Linked DNA regions of Mus musculus: region 2 is linked to region 1. Evidence: chromatin contacts called from ENCODE Hi-C data. All regions are on one chromosome and are shown on one strand. The core of a region is the stretch at or near the end of the contact, and the rest is flanking DNA. Distances in the headings are between cores, read along the strand shown. Region 1 holds the start of Ankfy1 (ankyrin repeat and FYVE domain containing 1). Region 2 holds the start of Nol11 (nucleolar protein 11).

The links. Hi-C counts contacts between places; a loop is a spot of excess contacts on that map.
Region 2: a map of T-helper 2 cell shows a loop between it and region 1 (50-fold over the local background). The contact joins the promoter of Nol11 here to the promoter of Ankfy1 in region 1. A Hi-C loop is called at or near these places in 4 of 37 maps with a recorded cell type or tissue (T-helper 1 cell, T-helper 17 cell, T-helper 2 cell and 1 more).

Annotation. Positions count from the first base shown.
Region 1 is chr11:72,686,637-72,692,265 of GRCm38, reverse strand. It overlaps Ankfy1 (ankyrin repeat and FYVE domain containing 1), which reads right to left and starts at 2,264. Exons shown (of 25, transcript NM_009671.5): 1 at 2,232-2,264. The coding sequence starts at 2,241.
Region 2 is chr11:107,187,110-107,192,738 of GRCm38, reverse strand. Nol11 (nucleolar protein 11) reads left to right here and starts at 3,358. Exons shown (of 18, transcript NM_133702.3): 1 at 3,358-3,622. The coding sequence starts at 3,482. Gm39425 (a long non-coding RNA gene) reads right to left here and starts at 3,412. Exons shown (of 3, transcript XR_880257.3): 1 at 3,220-3,412. It also overlaps the pseudogene Gm11718.

The DNA of each region.
Region 1 (5,629 bases), core at 1,015-3,514:
GGAAGGAAAACAGTCTTTTAGAGTAGACTTAAGTGCCTGTATTCAGTCATGTGAGCAGGCATAGGAAAAAGGAAGCTTCCTATCCAAGGCAGACAACTTCCGGAATGCATGGTGTCTCAGGTCCTGCTTGCCATTCCTCAGCACTAATTCCCAAACCTGAACCAAACAGCCAATTACCAGGAACGTTTCCAGAGTATGCTGACAAATAATCTTCAAATTTAATTCCACAAAAATTTGCTATTTTTGTTTATGACTATCTCTGAACAGCAGCTGGCTCTGACAAGCAGCAGCAGAACCAAACCAAACAAAAACACATGCCAACATAAGAAACAAAATATCTTTAGTAATTTTGTTTTTCTTGCCATTCCTCAAATTTTCCTAGTTGAGTTCTGCAACATCATTTTCAACAGTCTTCACTGGGACTTAGGAATCTGGAGTGTAGCTAGGGTAGACTGAGGTCAGAGACTATCATCTCCCGATCACCTCATCCCTCCATCCGATTAATCCTGGAAAAATGTTTGGTTTGTCCTTAAGGTGTATTGTCCTCTGGCTAGATAGATGTTTCTAATCACCTCAAGGCAACCAAAAGTAAACACGCAGTGTACTAACCTTGGCCTGTATGAATTCCCCACAACTGGAACCTGAGCACAAACACAATTAAGTTCTCAATACAACTACGGACTGAGAAACTCCCTCCTCCACGACCTGAAACTTGGTCATGCATTTCCCCAACACGCAGATTCCTTCTTAAAGGCTCTACACTGCTCACGATCTCACATCGTGCCTTCCTGAACCTTCCTCCCAAACCTCGCTGCTGAGCAACAGGTACACAACATTCCGTGGTGTGCAAAATCATCTAGTTCATTTTTTGAACAGGGTTTCATGCACTCCAGGTAGGCTGTGAATGACCCTAAATTCCAGATCCTTCCAAGTGCTGAATGAAGGAACTACAAGCAGGCAGGCATACATCACCACACCCAGCACTTTCAGTCACTTCGCTTTCTCCTCCTCTGTTGGACAATGTTCACCACCTCCAAGGTGTTTAACAGATAGAAAAAGTAAAAATGAAAACAGAATCCAGTCCCAGCCATGAATCTGGCCTCAGTTCACTTAACTATAAAGGGCAAATAACACACCTGGCAGGCCTACTTCGTGTCACTCTTAAACCTAATTCAAATCTGAGAAGACTACACAAACTGTCACACTACCCAAATCTCAGATCAAGAAATGATGAGTTTAATCAACACTTACCAAAAAATACAAACAAAAGACAAAAACAAAATAGGCCAGGTCTAGATCAAGTAAATCTTCAGCCACTCAACAAAGTCCAACAAGAAGTATTTTTCTCCAACAATGGGGTACACAGGAGAAGCACACCGGCCAGGTCTAATATTGTCTGATCACTACTAGGTAACTCACTATCTCAGGGCTTTCACCCCAACTCATACAGTAAAGCTATGGCAAGCAAAGATCCTAACATTATTCCTTAAGGGAGGCTGCACCTGAGAAACCGGATGCCTTTACCTGCAATGTCGTAAAGTACTAAAAAAGAGACGAAGGACTAAAGCAGGAGGTAAAGGAACCGAAGCCTGGCTTTAGCACACCTCTTTCAAGCAGTGTGACCTTGGTCAACTTCCTTACTGAGGAAACATCTCCTTTTGCCCCTTTGTAAACCTCAGAGAATCTGAGCGTGCCCACATTTGCTAGGGCTGCCAAAAAGCTTAAAGACTATTACAGCGCACGCCCAAGAAGCCCGTCGTCCAGCTGCAGTCCCGGCTCTTCCAAGGAAGAGTCCCAAGCTCTTCCGCAGGCAAGAGATGCACCCTTCCGGATGCAGGACCTGCCATGACAGCAGTTTCGATTTCCTAAGGAGAGGGGCACTTCCCTCCCCGTTCCAGCATGGCTGGCACAAGAAGCTCCTCTACAGCTTTCTCGAGTCCCGCGGGTGCATTCGCTCCCAGGACCCGACCCCTTTCTCGTTCTGAGACTACCGGGATCGGGGTTGGGGGCGGGGGGTGACGAGTGAAGACAGACTGCAGGAGGGGCGTTGCCATAGGAACGGCGCTGAGAACCCCGGCCCGGGGAGCCCCGAAACGCTACATAGGAAGGCTCGCGAGACACGTGATGCACCGTACGACCACAGCCGGACAACCCTTCCAGGGGCTTCTGTGCCCGGCCAGTGGTACCCCTATTGCTTCGCGTCTTCCCGTGCCACCCCACAAAAAACCTACCTTCCGCCATGTCGGGCCCGGCCCTGCCTACAGCCTCGCGATAAATGCCGGCGCAAGGGAATCATCAAGTCTCGCGAGAATGGATGGAGGCGTGGCAAAGGGAGGAGCCAGAGCAGACAAGGGGTGAATGAAAGTGGAGCGGGAAGTTGCTCTAGGCGGGAGGTCCGAGTCCCACTTCGTTTTGGAAGGTTTGACAAGCGCGGACTGGGCTATCTCGTACTCCAGGCGATCGTCAGGGTAGAGCAAACATGGACTATTCTGAGGCAGGGACTGCGGATCTTTAAGTTACTTTGTAACCACGTGGGACGCTGTCCTAATACTTAAATGATAGCATTTCTCCAGGGCTTTGGGAATTTTTATGGCTAAAACCAGACAACTTGGGTTATCAAACAGGCAAACACACTGGTTACAAATATAGGGGTCGCAAAAACTGCAAATCTCTATACAATTTTATGTAAGCAAAATTGTGAGATCCCTGAGGTCAAAGTGGCAAAGCCAAATAACACTAGGAGCTAATAACGGTTGACAAGGCCATGGAGAAGGAATTCAGATTGTAAACCAGGAGCTTAAACCTTTTGTGAATGTGAGAATGATTAGATGATTTTTATAATAGCAAAATAGAGGGCTGACAATCCTAGATAGTATGCCTTTTTTGGCTGTGGAGTAGGTAGAGTGGGGAATTGAGACAGGGTTTCTCTACATAATCCTGGCTGTTCTGGAACTTACTATGTAGACCAGGCTGGCCTGACACTGATAAGAGACCCTAGTGCCTCTGCCTGGAGTGCTGCGATTAAAGGCAAGTGCCACCACACTTGACATAAATACTTTTTCTTGGCCCGGGTAACGAATATGTACTTAGCACACCTGAAGCCTCCAGGTCAACAAAGGAGAATAGAAATAATGCATCAACAGTTAAGTAGTGACTTAGAGAACAGTTAAGATTTTAGGAAGATCTGCCACAGTTAAAGAAAGCATTAGAGGGCAATGAAATGGAATAATGAAGGGATTGAGTTCAGATTATAAAAATGTAAGGGCAATGGTTAAAATTTTGAAAAGGGGACGACCCTGGCTGAAAAACACTTAGAAAATGGAAGAGAAGGACACTTAAATACATTAAGGATAATTATGTACTAAAAACTGATGTTCCGATTGTAGCAGACTACAGTAGTGAAGGAAATAACAGGGCAGTGTTAAAGTAGTGGCCCTGGATAAGCGACATGTGATTAAAGAAACAATATTTGTTAGTTTCAATAGAAGTGCCTGAGCTCAAAGCTTCACTGCCTTGCTGAGGATGGTTCATAGGTGTGTCAAATGAGTTTTTGAGATCTTCAGGTGGCTAGATAAACCAGCTTTGAGCATAAACAGACTCTTCTATCCCCTAAAAATACTCAAGCTCCTAACATTAAAACAACTTAACTGGTTGGAAAGTGCTGTCATATCTGACATCTGTTTGCAGCATGTTTTCTCTTTGCCTTGCTTTGCAAGCCCAGCAAACTTAATCTGAGCCAGGTTTTTTGTTTGTTTTTGTTTTCACTTTTTTGGACAAGTCTCATGGAGTACAGACTGGTCTAGAATTACTGGTCCTCCTGCTTTTCCAAATGCTAGGGTCAGAGGTATCCATGGATGGAGGCGTGGCAAAGGGAGGAGCCAGAGCAGACAAGGGGTGAATGAAAGTGGAGCGGGAAGTTGCTCTAGGCGGGAGATCCGAGTCCCACTTCGTTTTGGAAGGTTTGACAAGGCTCCAACTTGTTTCTAGTTGAGATACTCTTGCCCTGGATTATCCTAAAAATTTGGCCAGATCCTTTATGATGCACAGATACCAAAATCTACTATCAAGAAACTTGCTTAATAAAAACATGGTTTCTAGTATTGTGAAGAATGAGATTTTGTGAGCATTCAAGTACTGTATTTCTTTTATAGGTTATGTGTGAAAGTGTAGCATGTTTGTGGAGGCCAGAGGTCAAGGTACCTTGCTCATTTGTAGTTCACTCATTTTTCTGAGAGCGTCTGTAGCCTCAGCTGTCCTGGAATTCCTGCTGTGGACCAGGCTGGCCTCAAACACAAGAGATTCACTCGCCTCTGCCTCTGGAGTGCTAGGATTAAAGGTGGTACACCCCAACACACCCAGCTCACTGTATTTTTTTGATAGTTTTTCACTAAAACTGGAGCTCAAATATATGGATTGACAGACCAAGAAATGCCTTCTGAATCTGCCTCTCCAGCACTGGAATTTAGATAAGCATTGCTGCGCTGGATGGAGATCTGAACTCAGGTCCTCATGCTTACATGGTAAAAACTTTACCAAGCGGAGCCATCTCCCCAGCCCTTCGTGTGTTTGTGGTGCTAGCTGGGGCTTTAAATACTTGGCAAGCCCTTTGACACTGGGATAACACCCTCACTCAGCCTCTCGATTAGATTCTGCTGCAGGAAGTCATTCTTCTTGTCTAGAACTTTCTGTGCATGTGTCTGGCTATTGAAAGCTGTTTAATTTACTTCCCTTATGTGAACAGGATTCAAGTCTGTGATCGTGTCACTAATGGTCAGTGTATAGGTACCAACTCAGCAAGTCCAATCCTATCTTGACAGCTGGACTGCACACCTGTAACCAAACAACCAGAAATACCACACCCATAAAGTAATTTTCTCTGCAAACTAAACTCTGGCAAGTTCTGCAGGCTTCCAGAAAAATGAAGTTTAAATTGAATGAGGTAGTTCCTCCTTTATCTTCCTGAGGACTAAGGAGAAAAGTTCCTTGGGAGCCGAGTGCCTAGCAGAAAGAACATACTACTAAAGTCAACAATCTATTCATTTGCATTTGAAGCAGCAAAACTACTTGTTATTTACCTCATGATTTGTACACAGAGTACAGGAGCAACATCCAGGTCCTTCTATAGCAATTTTATTCCAAATATATTTATCAGAGTTAAAGTTTCTTGTTTCTAATTTAGCTCTAAGATATCTGGCTGCATAGTCTTCCAGTTTATAAGGAAGAGGCCAAACAGCTACTAGAAACTTATAGATGTGCATAATCATCAATATATTAAGTTAGTTATCAGTTTCTACCACTAAATGCATATGAACTATCTGAGAACTCAAGACAAGTAGATACTATTATCTTTAAGAGAAAGTGTTAGTCAAATCACACTTGGCAGGGATGCCAATTTGTTTAGAGGGGAGGTGGTTTCATCCAGTTCCCATCTGAGTCTAGGTTCCTCATGAATTAGCTGATCTCTAAGGCAGAACCAGACTAGTTTAAGCAAGACAGATCCCCAATATTGTTCTGCCAAATGTTCATTTCAAACCTCTAAGTCACCATGAACAGAAACTCTGATAAAACAATAAAATGATGTTTGACTATGCACTGGAAATTTAAAGAGCATCTTATCAGACTGGAAGTC
Region 2 (5,629 bases), core at 2,109-4,608, about 34 Mb before region 1:
ACAGTTAAGAGTGCTTGCTGCTCTTGCAGTGGACCCTGCTTCCATTCCCAGCACCCACATGGTGCCTCACAGATATCTGCAACTCCAGTTCCAGGGGGTCTGACATGCTCGTGTGGCATCTGAGGGTACCAGGCGCTTACTTCGTACACAGACATACAAGCAGGTGAAATATCCACACACACCAAGTAAAAATAAAACCCATTTTTAAAATTTTTTTCCTAGACAGTGTTCATCTTTGTAGCCCTGGCAGTCCTGGAACTTGCTTGTAGAGCAAGCTGGCCTCGAATTTACAGAGATGTGCCTGCCTCTGTTTCCAGAGTGCCTGGATTAAAGGTGTGTTCTGCAACCGCCACCACCCAGGAAAAAAAAATGTGGTTTTTATTTAATTTTTTTCAGTTACTGCAGCACTTTTAGTTTTCTTTACACAATGACGTGTTACTAGGCCTAACTGAACAGTGGAAAACCAAAATTTGTCATTTTCTAAAAAAGTATTGAGCACAAAAAACTTTACATAAATTAAAAGGATGAATACATTGACAGGAATCAAGTTCAAGGTAAATAACAACCCCATGGCAGTCAGGAGGGGAAAAAACAGACTGGGAACTGGGTCCTAAGGCTGGCTCCAACTTTCCTATCCTTGGACCAGCAAGATGGAGGGAGTGACTGGTTCAGGAACCCTTGCCAGCCTCAGGAAATCCTGGAAGTCTGCTGTCTGTTAATAACCTGCATAGATCACTCCGAGGTGTTCACACTGATCCAAAAGGCAGGGGATTTCTTTTCCACAGTATGCTCTTACCAGCCACCAAGTGACAGAGCCACATGGACTAAGGACTAAATCAAGATATGCACAGGGTATATCAACCGTATCAAGGGAACAATGAACTTAAATACAAGGTCAAAAAAATCAGCAACAAATTCTACGATTCAGTACTGATATCAGATATAAGTTTCAAGGACAAATTTCTTTTCCAAGGCTTCTTCCAGTTTCATGAGGCTAGCATGAGGTGTGTACATTTGCCTGGGCCGGTCGATACTTCAGCCCATGCAGCAGATACCTGACACCTGCTCAGTCCATCTAGAAGAATTTGCGGTGGATGATGGGGGCGGGGAGGGGACACGGACAGAGTTCTCATACTTGCTGATCCACATCTGCTGGAAGGTAGACAGTGAGGCCAAGATGGAGCCATCAGTCCAGCCTGAGGATTTGCGCTAAGGGATGGTAATGATCTTAATTTTTGTTGTGCCAAGTGCTAGGGCTGTAATCTCCTTCTGCATCCTGTCAGCATTGCCTGAATACAGGGTGGTACCACCACATGTCATGAGGGAGTTGAAGGGAGTCTTATGGATGCCACAGGACTCCATGTCCAGGAAGGAAGGTTGAAAGAGTCCCGTCTGGACACCATAATCACTCATTGTTAACAGTGATTACCTGCCCATCAGGCAACTCATAGCTCTTCTCCAAGGAAGGGGAGGATGCAACAGTAGTCATTTCTTGCTCAAAATCCAGGGCAACATGGCAGAGCCCCTCCTTAATGTCACCTACAACTTCTGTCTCAGCTGTGGTAGTAAAGCTGTAGCCTGGCTCAGTCAGGATCTTATGAGGTATCATGAGGTCGTCTATCAGGTCCTGACCAACCAGGTCCAGACACAAGATAGTGCTGGTGGTGGATACAGATACAAATAAACAAGGGCCTAGTGATACATATTACCAGGTAAGTTCCAGGCCAGCCTAGAGTACAGAATACCCCATTTCAAACAAAACAAAACAAAACAGAAACAATGTGTGTATGTATGTATATATGTGTATAGACATATGCATACATTGTGCAACAGTTTGCTCAAACTGCAGTAGTGCCTCTGAATGCTTCCTAGGAGGGAAGAAGGAGGTGCAAGATCTAGGAGACTCAGGAAGTAAACAAAATTTTCAAGTCTAAGTAAGCTGCAACCTGTAAAATTCACAAGCCCCACCTCCAAATTATACAAGCAGTAAACTGTCCTGGCCTTAGCTGTCTGTCAGAGAGTGGGGGAATCTTCAGAAATGAAACTTGTGTGATTCTTCACCCATACTGAGGTTAATGGAAGCATGGCTAACGTGAGCACAGAGCACTGTTGATTTCATTCTGTGAATGCATCTCCCAGGAGCCAAGGCTGGCTGCCAACCTGTCGATCAGTCTGCCTCAGCCTGCCAAGGGCTGGGCAAGTCCTGCTAAGTTTCTTTTTTTGTTTGTTCTTAAAGACAGTCTTAGGGCTGGAGAGATGGCTCAGAGGTTAAGAGCACTGGCTGCTGTTCCAGAGGTCCTGAGTTCAATTCCCAGCATCCACATGGTGGCTCACAACCATCTGTAATGGGATTTGATTCACTCTCTTCTAGTGTGTCTCTGAAGACAGCTGTAGTGGACTCATATAAATAAAACAAGCCTGGCATGGTGGTGCACTTGAGAGGCAGAGGCAGGCAGATTTCTGATTTCAAGGCCAGCCTTGTCTACAGAGTGAGTTCCAGGACAGCCAGGGCTATACAGAGAAACCCTGTTTCATAAAACCAAAAAAAAAAAAAAAAAAGATAAAACAAAAAACCTTTAAAGACAGTCAGTCTTGGGGCTGGCGAGATGACTCAGTGCTAAGAGCACTGACTGCTCTATCAAAGGTCCTGCGTTCGAATCCCAGCAACCACATGGTGGTTCACAACCATCGTAATGAGACCTGACACCTTCTTCAGGCACATCTGAAGACAATTACAGTGTACTTATGTATAATAATAAATAAAAACTTAAAAAAAAAAAGATAGTCAGTCTTTCTGTGTAGCTAAGGCTGGCCTAGAATTCTATGTAGACCAAATTGATCTCGAATTTACTGAGATCCCCCTGCCTCAGTCTCCAGAGTGCTGGGATCAAAGGCATGTGCCGCCACGCCCAGCTAGATTTCGGGTTTTTGTTTTGTTTTGTTGTTTTTTTAATCAAAAGAGTTGTACATTCTGATAATCTGGAAAAGATTTCTCTACCAGCACCAAAAACGATAGTTAAAATAAATGCCCACGAACTAGCCGTCTCTGGAGGGTTAGGGTAAGCGAGATTAGGCATTTTGAAACAGAACCTTAACTGCCATCTGCAGGTTAATATTTTTCCCTTCTGGCATATTGTGGTAGGACTTTTTAGAGTTCACTAGCATATTTTTAAAATATGTTTTTTTTTATATCAGGCCGTTTTTAAACTTATCTCTCACCTTCCAAGAGGTGAAACAAGAGGGCAAGGGAGCCGACTCAGCGATTTCTGTCTCTACTAGCCGGGAGGCGTGGCCTCGAGGGTCTTGAGCGTTCGCACGTGGTCTAGACTCCACCCACTGGGCGGTGTTCGCCTCCTCCTCTTCCGCCCGCCAGGGGTCGCAGTTCTGCTCGAGCTGATTTTCCTCCTTGGTGTCGGTCGCTCTCGCGAGAGGAAGCACAAAGGCTGCCGGGAAGCATGCCCGGGCTGTAGGCCAACCCAAAATGGCAACCCTGGAAGAAGAATTCACGTTGTCTACTGGAGTCTTAGGCGCCGGGCCTGAGGGATTCCTAGGTGTAGAGCAGACTGACAAAGCCGACCAGTTCCTAGTGACGGACAGCGGCAGGACCGTCGTCCTTTACAAGGTGAGGACGGTGGGGCTGGCCGGCAGGTGTCTCGCCTCTGTCCGAAGCCGGGGGCGGGAGGCTTGAGTTTCTCACACTTGGGAAGGAAAGCCGGGAGCGGGCGTGACAGAGACCCGGGGTGCGACAGAGTCGGCGGGACGCCGCATGAGGTTCAGAAGTTGTTTGTCAGTAGTGAGGACCGGCGTATTTCCGAGTGACGTGCGGCGGTGTCTGGGTGCACATGGGATGAGCTGGGGACCTGTGCCTCCCCTTTCCCCGGGGACAGAGCCTGGCCGAGGGGACCACGTCTGTCACCCAGCAGCTTGCATGACACTGACAGGTTGAAAATGTGTGTTCTCCAGGACATCCTCCGCTCCTTGGGGTCCCGGGGGCGGGGTGAGTCGGATGGTGGGAAGAGGCAGGGATTTCTTGGTGTCCTAGAAAGATTGGACAGTTCTGCATCACACTGTGAAAGTCGCAGTCTCACCCGCTTTGCAGCCTGATTCCCGGCTCAACAAGCATACGTAGAGCCTTGTTATAGCAATCATCTACAAAGCACGTTTTTTAAGCTGGAGTTTTGAAGTTTGTTGTTGTTGTCGTCATTTTGGTTAGTATTTTGGGTTTTCGAAACAGGGTTTCTCTGTGTAGCCCTGGCTGTCCTGACTCTGTAAACCGAACTCATAGAGATGCATTGGAATTAAAGGCGTGTGCCACCACCACCAATGCCCCTGAACAGTTTCTTGTGTCATTAAAAAAGTTATCCATCTGCAAGGGCTGGAGAGAGTATTGGCTGCTCTTCCGGAGGACTGGGGTTCAATTCCCAGCACCCACATTGCAGCTCACAACTGTAACAACGGGATCTAACACCCTCACACAGACATACAAGCAAACAAAACACCAGTGTACGTAAAAACAACAGGAACAACCGAAAAACTAAGTTATTCAGGAAAAAAAAAGTTACCCAAGTGTTTTATTGTTTTGGGGACAGGTTGCCAACAATCCCCTATACTGTTGGTTTAAACTTCCCTTCAAACTTGGGGCTGTCTACTAATTTGGCAGTTTCTGCATAGGAATACAATAGTTGATGACAGTTAGGTGGACTTGCACCAACCTGATTTTCTCTACCTCTGTTCCACAAGTAATCAATTCTTTTTTTTTTTTTAATATTTATTTATTTATTATATGTAAGCACACTGTAGCTGTTTTCAGACACTCCAGAAGAGGGCATCAGATTTTTTGTTACAGATGGTTGCGAGCCACCATGTGGTTGCTGGGATTTGAACTCAGGACCTTTGGAAGAGCAGTCGGCGCTCTTAACTGCTGAGCCATCTCTCCAGCCCCCAATCAATTCATTTTTAATTGTATCATTGTTCATACAGAGTGTCTTGTATTAATTTTCATATTGTTAAGAGTTTTGGAGGATTTTTGTTTTGTTTTTGAGACAGGTCTGGCTTTGGGTTTTTGTTTGTTTGTTGTTGTTGTTTGAAACAGTTTCTCCCTGTGTATCTCTACCTGTCCTGAAACTCACTATATAGACCAGGCTGGCCTCTGGCTCCACCTTCCAAGTGCTGGGATCAAAGGCATGCAGAATTCCCTATCCTGTCTCAGCCTCCCAGTGCTAAGGATACAAGTGTGAACCATCACACCTAGTTAGAATTTAAAGATGACACTTGATCATCACAACTGCTAAGTGTGCAAATAGTGAAATGGTACATTGTTGTATAGACATCACCACAATCCACCTCCAAGGAACTCTTAATCTGTGCAAGTTCTGAGGGCTGTTGAGATGGCCCAGCTGGTAAAGGTACTTGTCACCAAGTCTAATGACCTGGATTCAATTCCCCAGATACATGTGCTAGAAGGAAAGGAACTGACTCCTGAAAACTGTCCTCTAGCCTCTGGGTTTATAAGTGTGTGTGCACACAAATAAATACATACATGTAATTAAAAATAATTAATATCTATCCACTCTAGAACTTGAGGTAAGAGAATTTTGGTTTTGAGGCCAGCCTAGACTACACAGAAAGA